2 separate regions of the Homo sapiens genome follow, and region 1 is linked to region 2. Evidence: chromatin loops called from intact Hi-C (ENCODE). Cell type or tissue: CD14-positive monocyte. All regions are shown on one strand. Each heading gives the region's core, and the rest is flanking DNA. Links, peaks and the distances in the headings are about the cores only.

Region 1 (5,384 bases), core at 305-5,304, 53 kb before region 2:
ATAAAAGGTATGCAGATTTGGAAAAATTTTGAAGGTGTCACAAGAAAGATTGGCAGTCAGAAAGGAATGAACCAAACGGCTGCTGAGGGTCAGGCCAGCTCTCTGACATTCTAGCATGTTCACATCTCCAGGGCTGTTTCCTTACCTATAAATTGTGGCAATTGGAGTAAATGTCCATTCCAGGAATTCTATTCTATGATTAGAGGTGTAACTTCATCATCCAGATTTTCCAGCATCCTTAACATGTGGTTTTAGCGTTCTAAACCTGATGATGCTATATCAAAACGGGAGACTCATTCGTCAAGTCATGATGTATCCATGTATTTATAATATTTCCCATGTTCCCTCATTTCTGAAAAGGATTAAGCTATCAACCCCATTGAGTTATAGGTGAAAGGCTGTGGAAACAAGACATTGATAGTGAAATGGCTCCACCACTAACAGGCTGTTGAACAAAGGCAAATCTCTTGATCTCTTTGCTCTTTGGTCTCTGTTTATCTATGAGATAACGTTATTTTTACGCTGTCTTCTGTGAAAGTTTTGAGAATGAAATGAGACAGAGCCTCCAATAAAATTTAGGGAAGTGCTACATAAATGCAAGGAGTTATTATGATAACAGATTGAAAACTCCTCCAAGGAGGAGTTTCTCTTTTGCCCCATGTTATAAACTCAAGAATATCTTCCATTTTGCCTACATATTCCAAAAGCTTTTAAATTAAGCTATATGTCATTCTTACAGGAGTCTCCTCTATTTCAGCAATGTGTATACTTGGTCAGTTTTAATTATCTTAAAGGAGAAGAATACAGTTTCTCTAAACTCAAGCACTTTTGTGGACTAATCCTTGCAATTATTCTTTCTTCTTTCCCATACTTGACATTTAAAGTGATATCTCCCAGGCTCCTACACTGTTAGTCACAGAGGTACCATTCGACCCCTTGTGCCTCTTACCATATGTGAATGCTTGTCAGTTGAGAGTAAACTTTCTTCATAAATTTCACAGTTGTGGATTGATAAAAACAGAGAACTCTGGTTCCTCATTCCTTCCTGCTTTCTTTCTTGAAATGCCATTCATGATGGTCCCTTATATCACTATAGGGCTGCTATCATCCTTCATCCTTATGCCACTGCAAATAGCAACCAACAGTGTCCTTAGTGCCAGCACTCCCAGGCATGCCCCTTTCCAAGCAGCAGGGTCAAGCCGCTCCCTTCCTGAGCTGTGGCATCTGTCTCTAAATCATGCTTCCTCCTTGCCTGCTGCAGGCCCTTGTCTCTGCCCTTTACTTTTTCTGGCTCTTGCCACGGTTTTGAATAAAACTCTTCCAAATATCTGAAGCTCAATTCTGTTGCCATTCTAAGCTCTCTAAATGTCACCACAATCTTCCTTCCTTTGCATTTTCTTATTGTGCACTAAGTTAGTTCTTGCTTAGTAAGTCTTGTCTTTCTCTCTGCTTTGACCTGTCAGTATTCCAACTTCCTTATTTTTTGATGTTCATTTTCTCCTTGCTCTCTTTCTTCCTTTCTTGTCTGTGAACTCCATTAACCGCTTCTGCATGTGACCATTAATGTGCCTGTCTTTCTTCTCATGTATTAGAGAGAACAAAAGCTTTGGGAATCAGACAGATCTGTGTTCTGATCCTGTCTTATGGTATCTGTCTTGTTTGTCTCGGCTTAAAATGGGGATAATATCTACCTCTCAGTTTTGTTGGCAGTTCAGTACACGGAAATAAAGTTCTCACTTTCTTTTTTCTCCTTGAGAGTGTTCTTTATTTTACTCATCTGGCCATCTAATATTTATGAAGAAGCTACTCTGTGGTTGAAAAGGCACATGAAGCTGCAGAAGTAAATGACCAAGAAGTGCCCTCAAAGTTACGGAGTTCAGATTCATTTTGGCAAGAGAGGCATGTCAATACACACACACACACACACACACACACACACACACACACACACACAATGTTATGCCAAAATGCAGGGTGGTGGGGAGTGGAGGGTTGTTCTTCCTAGAAGCAATCAGAGAAGGCTTTACAGAGGAGGGCCCATTTGAGCTGGAAATTGTAAAAGAACAGCTCTGCAGATGGATCTTTAAATTCTTAACCTAAAAGAAGAGCAAAAATGTAAATGATAAATCTGGGAAGTAATAAGTAGAAGACCATGTATAGCAGAGTTGAGGAAAGAAACAATATAGTATAAATACTGAATTACATGAAAGCTAATAGTTAATTGGCATCAGTTGACCCTGACAAAGACATTTATCTGGACTATGTCTCAATTTGCTTATCTGTCAGTTAAGGATGATATATTAAATGAGTGCTTATACAAACAAAGTGCTTAAAACAGTGCAAGGCACTTCACAGTCATCAAAAATGCTAATTTTTTGTGTGCTTTCATTATGAAATGGGGAGCATACAGCCCGACAGAAGCCTAGGTAATGTCTCAGCATTAAGCCCACTGGTTTGTGGTGCCTTGCATTTAGGAGGCCCAAGTCCTTATCCTGGTGTTGATACAAACTTCCTGTGTGACACTGGGAAGCTATAACTCAGTCTTGACATAATACAACTTGTTCTTCGGCTTCAAAAACTTTCCCAGAATTGGAGTGACCCTACCCTCCCTTTCAAGAAACAGACAAACATCCTAGAATGTTACAACATAAGGGTTGAAGAAGCTGTTGTTAAGTGATCATCTTGTTACCACAAAATTGTTAAACTGCATAACAGAGTTATGCAATTTCTTCTTCCCCTATTTTTTATTTTATTTTTCCATAAGGTATTGGTATTTCATTACATGAGTAAGTTCTTTAGTGGTGACTTGTGAAATTTTGGTGCACCCGTCACCCAAGCAATATACACTGCACCATATTTGTAGTCTGTTATCCCTCTCCCTCTTGCCACTCACAGCATTTGGGGTGTCTTCTGGGTCCTGCAGGAGCAGTCCACTTCCTTGAGAGGTTTTGTGGGTCCTCTTGGGAATGTTGGTTTGTTCTTGCAGTCAATTTGGAGCTAAAATTCACAATGCAAGCCTCTGGATGCTGCTCTGTCTGGAGCTGCAATCTAGTCCTGACTCCTCTCTGCCATGATCCCCTCCATACACCTTCTTCTCTTATTTTTATGCCAATGAGTGAAGGCCTCAACCTGGCCTTCCCTGCCTCTTAGTTAGCCTCCTGTTCTGCCTGATGTCACAAGGATAGTGAGAGGCATGGTCTGGATTTGAACCAGATCTACCTGTTCCCACTGCACCATGCTGACTTTGTATGAAGAAGCCACCAGGCTAGTGGTGGTGGTGGTGGTAGTAGCAGTAGTGAAATTCTATTGATAATACTACCTCTACCAATAATAATAAAAAAGGGGAGAGATGGAGGAAAAGGGGTGGAGAATCAAGTGAGGAATCAACTGGAGCAGTTCTACTTGATTCTGTTTTATGTTTTGGGTTTCTTGTTGACGGTTTAGCTTTTGTGATCTTAATTTTTGTTCTTTTTTGTTTGTTTTTGTCATTTCCAAAACTTCTGCTCAGCTTTCTATCCACTATAGGGATTCTTTCTACTACCACAAAACAATAACAATAAAGATCATAATAATGAAAAAATACAACATTCTTAAGTCCATTTATACCAAGTGAAACAGTCTTTTAGCAGTTTTCACGAACCAGGCACTACGTTAGGTGTTTTACGTGCATGATCCCATTTAATATTCCCAACCACTCTGTGAGGCAGGTGTCTTCATCGCCATTTGGCAGAGGAGGAAACTGAGGCTAAGGGAGTTTGAACCGATCCATCCAAACAACTTAGCTAGTAAATTACAGATAGTAAGATGGAAGATTAGAACCCATATGTGCCTAATTCCAAAAGCTGAGCTCTTCAATCCTACCCTGAAATATCTCCTAAGTATGATTGTTCAGATTATGCTAAAAAATCCAGTGACAGAGCTGATTATTTCCTCAAATGTCTCATTTATTGTTTGGCAGCTCTGATGACAGATATAAAGATGGAGATACATAAACTGACTACATCAGTCCGCCTATGCATGAGAGTTGGCCCATTATTTTCACCTGTGATATGGAATAAGAACCAAGAGTTTTTTTTTTACATGCATTTGGATATGATATAAAGGCTTGCTATTGGAGTTGGATCCTGCCCTTTTCTCACCAGGAGATTCTGGCTGGCTTGGAGCAGAAAGCCTTTGTTCTGGGGTAGCAACACCAATATTCTGCCTAGGAGAAGCCTCCTGCAGAGTCTTTCTCTTTTTTTCAGCTTTGTTTGACCCTCAGTAAGGTGCTACTTGAGCTTTCTGGGAGGTAGAAAATGTTAAATGGATGTACACAGATATCCCCTCCTTTGTAAGTTCCATGGGAAATGTTTTAAAATGGGTTCATTGCTGTCTCCCAGTACACTGGGGTAGTGGAATACAATGTGTTTTTACGAAATGGGTGATGGATGTCATATACTCAGCATGGTGCTTGACACATGCTGTGTGGTCTCAACATGTGGTCAGCTTCAGTAACTAGCTGATAAGCAAGTGTTAGGGCAGTAGAATGAATTTCTCATAGGCATGGAAACTAGAAAGGCAACGAAGAGGCTGGGCTCAGTGGCTCACACCTGTAATCCCAGCACTTTGGGAGGCCCAGCCGGAAAGATCATGAGGTCAGGAGTCCAAGACCAGCCTGGCCAATATGGTGAAACCCCATCTCTACTAAAAATAAAAAAAAAACTACCCAGGCGTGGTGGCGCATGCCTGTAGTTCCAGCTACTGAGGTGCCTGAGGCAGGAGAATCGCTTGAACCTGGGAGGCAGAGGTTGCAGTGAGCCAAGATTGCTCCACTGCACTCTGGCCTGGGCATGAGAGCATGACTGCATCTCAAAAAAAAAAAAAAAAAAAAATAGGCAACTGAGAATCCCTATACTGCCATAGCGTGGATGGTAGAACAGGCATTATCCAGAACACTGTCTATTAATTTAAAAATGTTGACTGAGCTCATCCTACCTGCCAGCCCCTGAAGAGGAATGCCAGAAAAATCCAAATAAAGTATGACCTCCATGCTCAGGAGGGTCAAGTCTAACTGTGCAGACAGGGAAGAGCAGTATCCTGGGTACATTTCTAAAAGTGTATGCAAAGTATATTGGGTCATCTGGCAGCCAACTGACAATAAGTTTGCATTTCTGGAGAGCTTCCTCCATGCACAACACTCTTCAAAGTGCTTAAGTGAATTAATTAATCTACTCCACTCTAAAGATAGGAAACTTAGGCACAGTGCAGCTAAGAACCCCACCTTAGAGCATTACAAATCCAGAGGTCACAGAAGCAGGATTTGAACTAACCTGAGACAGATTTGAGCTCTTACCATACTTCTATCTACTTCTAGGAAATACAATAAAATAAAACACAACTGGGAG
Region 2 (5,384 bases), core at 332-5,331:
GCCATCACACTCTGCCTCATTATGGAGGATTTCAGCCCACCCTTGTTCTCCCAAAGTGAGATTTCCTTCCTTCCTCTTCCATTCAGCCCAGTCCTCTCTGTCTGCCTGTGGCTGGGCTGTGCCACAAGCTCAGTTCCCTGTGTCATGGGTAATAGTCACCCAGGGAAACTTGCCATCTGGCAAAAATGCCACCTTTTAGTCACAAGAGCTTTCCTATGCCCAGTACTTCTGTTGACTGTTGGGAGAGGATAATTTTCTATGTTTCTTTATTGGAATAGAAAATAGCCTGAAGACAGTGAAGGAAGATCATGATGCTCCCTCTGTGACTTAGTCACACTTTACCCCATATGTAGAATGCTTCCACATGCAAATCTCTCCCCTCCTTCAAAGCCCACTCCAAATGGTACCTCCTCCATGGAGCCTTCTTGAGTAACATAATGCTCTACCCATCTTCTGAAGTTTCATAGAAAATCTCTTCGAGCCAAAGTGGCCTGGATACATAACCTGCTTCAACACACACCAGCTGTACAGCTTAAGCCTTCAGTGTTTGCTGCAGTGATATCACCTGTACCACAGCTTCTTCTGCAGTGTGACCTTTTCACTTCCCCATGATGAACTGGAGTCTAATTTCTAAGTTAATCCATGCTTGCCTTATAAGTACCTTAACCAAATAGACTGTAATGGAAGTGGGATTGCATGACTTCAGATACTGTTAGAAGAACCCAGCTGCCACCAGAAAGCTAAGGCACATAGAGAGGCCTCTACGTAGGTAGGTGGCTCTTACAGGCAGTCTCAGCTGAGCCCAGACATCAACTCACCTCAGGTTCCAGACCTGTACATAAAGAAATCTCTTTTTGATTTCAGCCTCTGGACATTTGAGACCTTCCCACTGCCCCAGGTATCTTTGAGCATAAACAAGCTACTTCTGTGATACCTTATTCTAATTCCTGGCCCACAGACTCCATGAACACGATCAAATGGTTTTATACCACTACGATTGGGTGGTCTTTTATGCAGCAATACAAAAAATCTAGAGCAGTGTTTCAGTTCTTAAATGAACAAAATGGTATGATACTGTCAACCCTAGTGTGTAGTTGAAAATTAAATGAAATAATATATGAAGCACCTGGCAGTGCTTGACATTTAGAAAGCATTTAATGAATATTTTTTTTCATTTCCTTCCAACTACAGTAGCTACCTGTCCACACATCTTACGTTTTACTAAAATTTTTGCTCTCCTGTGGCAGGAGTTGAATCATATTTAAGTTGTAAGCCCTGTGTTACCATTGTGTATATATTATATGCTCATAAAATATTTACTGAGTAAAAAGATGAATAAATAACTATAATGGGCACTGGATTGGGAGCCAGAAACTTTAGTTACTAGCTGTGCATTCTTGGTAAGTTTTTTTCTGTTTAATAATTATTTTTTCTTATGTTAAAATTGAAAAGGTTTAGGCTGAAAGGGGAGATATGGTGGCAGATTGAAGAAGACCTAGCAACTGTTTTTAAATTCTTAAAGAATTGTTATGGGGAAGAAGAATGGATTTCTCTGTTTGACTCTCAAGTAGTACAGTCAGGAACCTGTGTGGAATACACAGGCACAAGACAAATAATTATCTAGAGTCAGATTGTTCAAAGATGGAAGAAATGCTTTGTGAGCTAGTGAATGCCCTGCCCCTAGAGGTGTTTCTCTGGGAAACTTGAGTGTAACCCTCCTACTCTGCTGTAGAGGATATGCAAGCATTGGAGGAGGCAAATTCCATCCCCTATGTTCCTAATTCTACCACTGGACGCCTTCTTTCAGCTCCAAAAATCTTCAAATTTGCAACAGATCTTCTGACTCTAGTCTTTCCTGTCATTGCTACGTCAGTGGGTCTGGAGTGGAATGGATAGGAAGCTGGCAAGTACAGCAACCTGGGAATAGCCCAGCTTGTTTATTTCAGTGATGCAGGGGAGGGCAAAAGAAGTGAGGCATTGTGGGGAGGAGTATTGATCAGGAACTAAAATTTAAGTGCACTTCCAAAGATGATTAGAGAGCCACTATTAATGCTCTGTAGGGGATCGCTAGGAGGGCACTACGTAGCAAGAACTGGAAAAACCTCTGGAACGTGTGGATGCAGAAACCCTAAGTGATGGGGGCTTCAGAGACTGAAAAGTAGGTTTGTAATTTTTCATAGGAGCATCTACATTTGTCAGGTAAGAATGGGTTACATTGCACCCTCAAATAACTTGCAAAGGTCTTCAGATTAACACCACAAAAGTTTAATTCTCATTCATGCCAAATCTACTCCCCTCTTCAGGGTCATAGCTCAGCTATCCAGGTGGCTTTGGTTTTGTGGCTCCACTTTCTCAACATGAAACTCCAATAGAGGAAGAAGGAAACATGTGACCTGGAGAGTTGAAGTGGGTATTGGAGACTGCTGCATCAGCAGGGAAATGCTTTATATCCTCAAATGACATGTGCTTCTCCTGACAGCTCATTGACCAGAATTAGCAACATGGCCCTTCCTAACTAGAAGGGACCAGAATGGATAGTCCTTCTATGTGTCCAGAAGGAGAGAAGGACCAGATATGTGTGATCATGTCTCCATTATGGGAGAAAAGAGAATTGAAAAAGAAAGAAGATCCACATAGTGTCTGAGGAGCTGAGACAAAAGAAAAGTAAGTCATCTCATTGAGTCTCAGTTTCTTCATCTCTCAAAGAAAGATGAACATACCCACTGCACTAAGGGTGTCATGAAGATTACATTAGAAAAATGCACATGATATCTTTAAATCTCTTTGCCAATAGCAAGACATTTTTAAAAATGAAATACTGTTTTATGATTGGTGGTTGTTTTACTATGAAACCATAAAATGCTAGATTTCATGGGGGTATACAAGACTTTCTCTGGTATAGCCTTCCCTTTGGTACGAAATTTTTTTTCCTATTTTTTTAAAGCAACCCTATTAGCTGAAGGTACAAGAATTTTCATTACAGAAGATCCTAAATGAGAGCAATGATCAGAATTAGCTGGAAAGCCACACACATGCACAACCTGATTCAGAAGGATCAGAGAAGGTTATTTGCCCCCTTGCAGATCTAGGGGGCCTGGGGCTTTTACATGAGCCCCAAAGGATGCACCAGATAGAAAATTGGCAGGATGACTGGAAATTTTCAAAATGCACAGGTCAGTTGCAAATAATCTGATGCTGTTTTTGGGAAACTGCAGGCTAAAAATAGCCATGGTTTTCCTGGATGAGGCATTAGTTTGATGTTGGCCTTTGTAACCTGTATGTTTTTGCCATCTCTGCTCAGTTCCAATCATTTTTACTTCCTTTCACTTTGTGTACCTATAAGATTCAGAGTTGTATTAGAAACATTCATACTTTCTTTCATTGATATATTTATTCACATATCATTTATTCACTCATTCATTTATCCATATATCCTTTGCTTTCTTTCCATGACTTCATCAAGTTTCTTATTTAGAGTATAAACATTTATTGATCACTTTGTTTTCTCTGGGCACTGTATTAGGCACCAGAGATTCTAAAGGTGGGGGGAAACAAACTAAACAACAACAACAGCAACAACAACAACAAATCCTCACAAAATAACATGTGCAATGTCGTGGGGGTGCAGACAAGCACTCATAATTACAACAAATAATGCAGAGTGCAGTAGGAGTTCAGAATTTCAACTAGCTTGAGAGTAGAGTGGTACAAGAAGGTTTCTTAGAGGAAGTGGCAGTTGAAGTAATTCCTGAAGGTATTGTTCAAGTGGGGAGGGTGGGAAGGGCATCCTAGGTAAAAGGAACAACATTTATGTTGTAATGAAGCCAAGTTGAAAAGAAAGCCACGTGCAGGCAAGCAAAGCATGTTTGCCAGATCTGCAGTTATTCTAGGAGGCTCTTGTTTAATGTGTGCCTGATATTGTGGATTTAATCACTACCTCACAAATTATTCTTCAAGATTCAACTTGATCATTTAAACACAGACTCTAACAGAGTTTCTGACTCACACTAGGCACTAGAAAAATCTTATTTCTGAACTCTTTGCTGTTGCGTTTTCCCCCTTACCAGTCCCACAGTGCCTTGCAGAAAGTAGCCATTCAATGAAGTTACCTCCAATTTAATCCTATCCCTCTCCGCCCAGTCCCAGTTTAACTTCCTTTTCCACCTACAAAGACCCTGAGGGCCAGAAAGAGGGCAGCCTCTTCCCAAGGCCTCCTTGTCTTTTTCTGCTTGAGGAAATAGCTTGTGGTGTCTCCTTGGCTGTCTGTTTCTCCGCCTCTGGGGAATCTCCTCTCATGTAAATCCTGCAATTAGAGGCTCTCACCCCCACCACCAGAGCTACATCTGCCTCCCTAGATAGGCACCCACTTGATTAGGAAGAGATAATCACAGGGGCTGCTTCAGCCTACAGCTTGGTGAAGACAGGAAGAAATTCTGATTAAATTTGTGGTTTCAAGAGAAGGGCTCCCCCTCTCTCATCACATACCAGCTTCCTGTCTGCCTATACATTTGGACTCAAGGCGCAAAATTTTGATTCGTCATTTATTTTTTCAAAAACCATAGAAATTAGGCAATAAATAGGAATATACCTCTTTGGTAGATGAAGAATGTGAGCTGTGAGAGATGAAGCATTTGACTTAGGTCATAATGTTGATTGCCTAGCAGAGACTTTGGATTCGATCACTGATTAGTTTTATATCCTCCATAAGAGAAAGCAAGAGAAAGTAAGCAAAGCATTTTTTTCCCTTGAGATGATCTAATTTTGACTTCTGTATGGGTGTGTGTTTGTACTTATATATATTATTAATTCAAATTATATATTCAACTTAACTTTTAGAAACATTAGAAATATGTGCAGAATGTAAGAAATGCATAAAGTAGAGGAAAGCCTAAGGAAGAAGCCAAAGTCATTCATTATATCCAGAGATACTTCCTGGTTGATATATGACGTGTGTATGTGTCTATATAAAATGTCTACATAATCAGAATTATAATACACATGTGCACATATAGTTATTTTCTAACTACATTTTGTATTGTAAACATTTCCCCAGGTCATTAAATATTCTTCTAAAACACAATTTGGTTTGACTCCTTTAATGTTTTGATCTATATCCTGGATTGTCTCCTTTCTGTTCAATTCAAGGGAGAAAAAAGCAAATAAAAAAATAATGGATTAAGAGGAAGAAGCTCTGTGTTCTAGCCCTAGTTCTGCCACTTTCTCCCTTGAGTCTCTGTTTGTCCATCTGTGAAATGGGATAATAGTTATCCTTTTACCAGTCACACAATCTTATTTGCAGACTCAGGTAAAATCACAGCGATGGGTTTGCCCAGGAACGTGGGATTGCCTGGTGCTGTCTTTATTATGTTGCTGAGGATTCTTAT

Evidence for each region. Hi-C counts contacts between places; a loop is a spot of excess contacts. Peaks named below come from ENCODE experiments on the same cell type or tissue, not always from the same donor. Only the 100,000 strongest peaks of a DNase experiment are listed, where the experiment ranks them.
Region 1: a loop joins it to region 2, with 3 times the contacts of the local background. A loop is called at or near these places in 6 of 110 quality-filtered maps.

The regions. Positions count from the first base shown.
Region 1 is chr9:117,722,981-117,728,364 of GRCh38, forward strand. It overlaps TLR4 (toll like receptor 4), which reads left to right. Exons shown (of 3, transcript NM_138554.5): 3 at 1-1,755. Among named protein-coding and RNA genes, the nearest start is that of TLR4, 21 kb to the left of the region's middle. In CD14-positive monocyte, for the core only: no CTCF peak of the experiment used is centred there; DNase peaks (open chromatin) are centred at 1,481 and 2,681; H3K4me3 peaks cover 3,020 bases; H3K27ac peaks cover 3,591 bases.
Region 2 is chr9:117,775,611-117,780,994 of GRCh38, forward strand. The region is part of intron 2 of LOC105376244 (a long non-coding RNA gene); the gene reads left to right. Among named protein-coding and RNA genes, the nearest start is that of TLR4, 74 kb to the left of the region's middle. In CD14-positive monocyte, for the core only: no CTCF peak of the experiment used is centred there; a DNase peak (open chromatin) is centred at 2,411.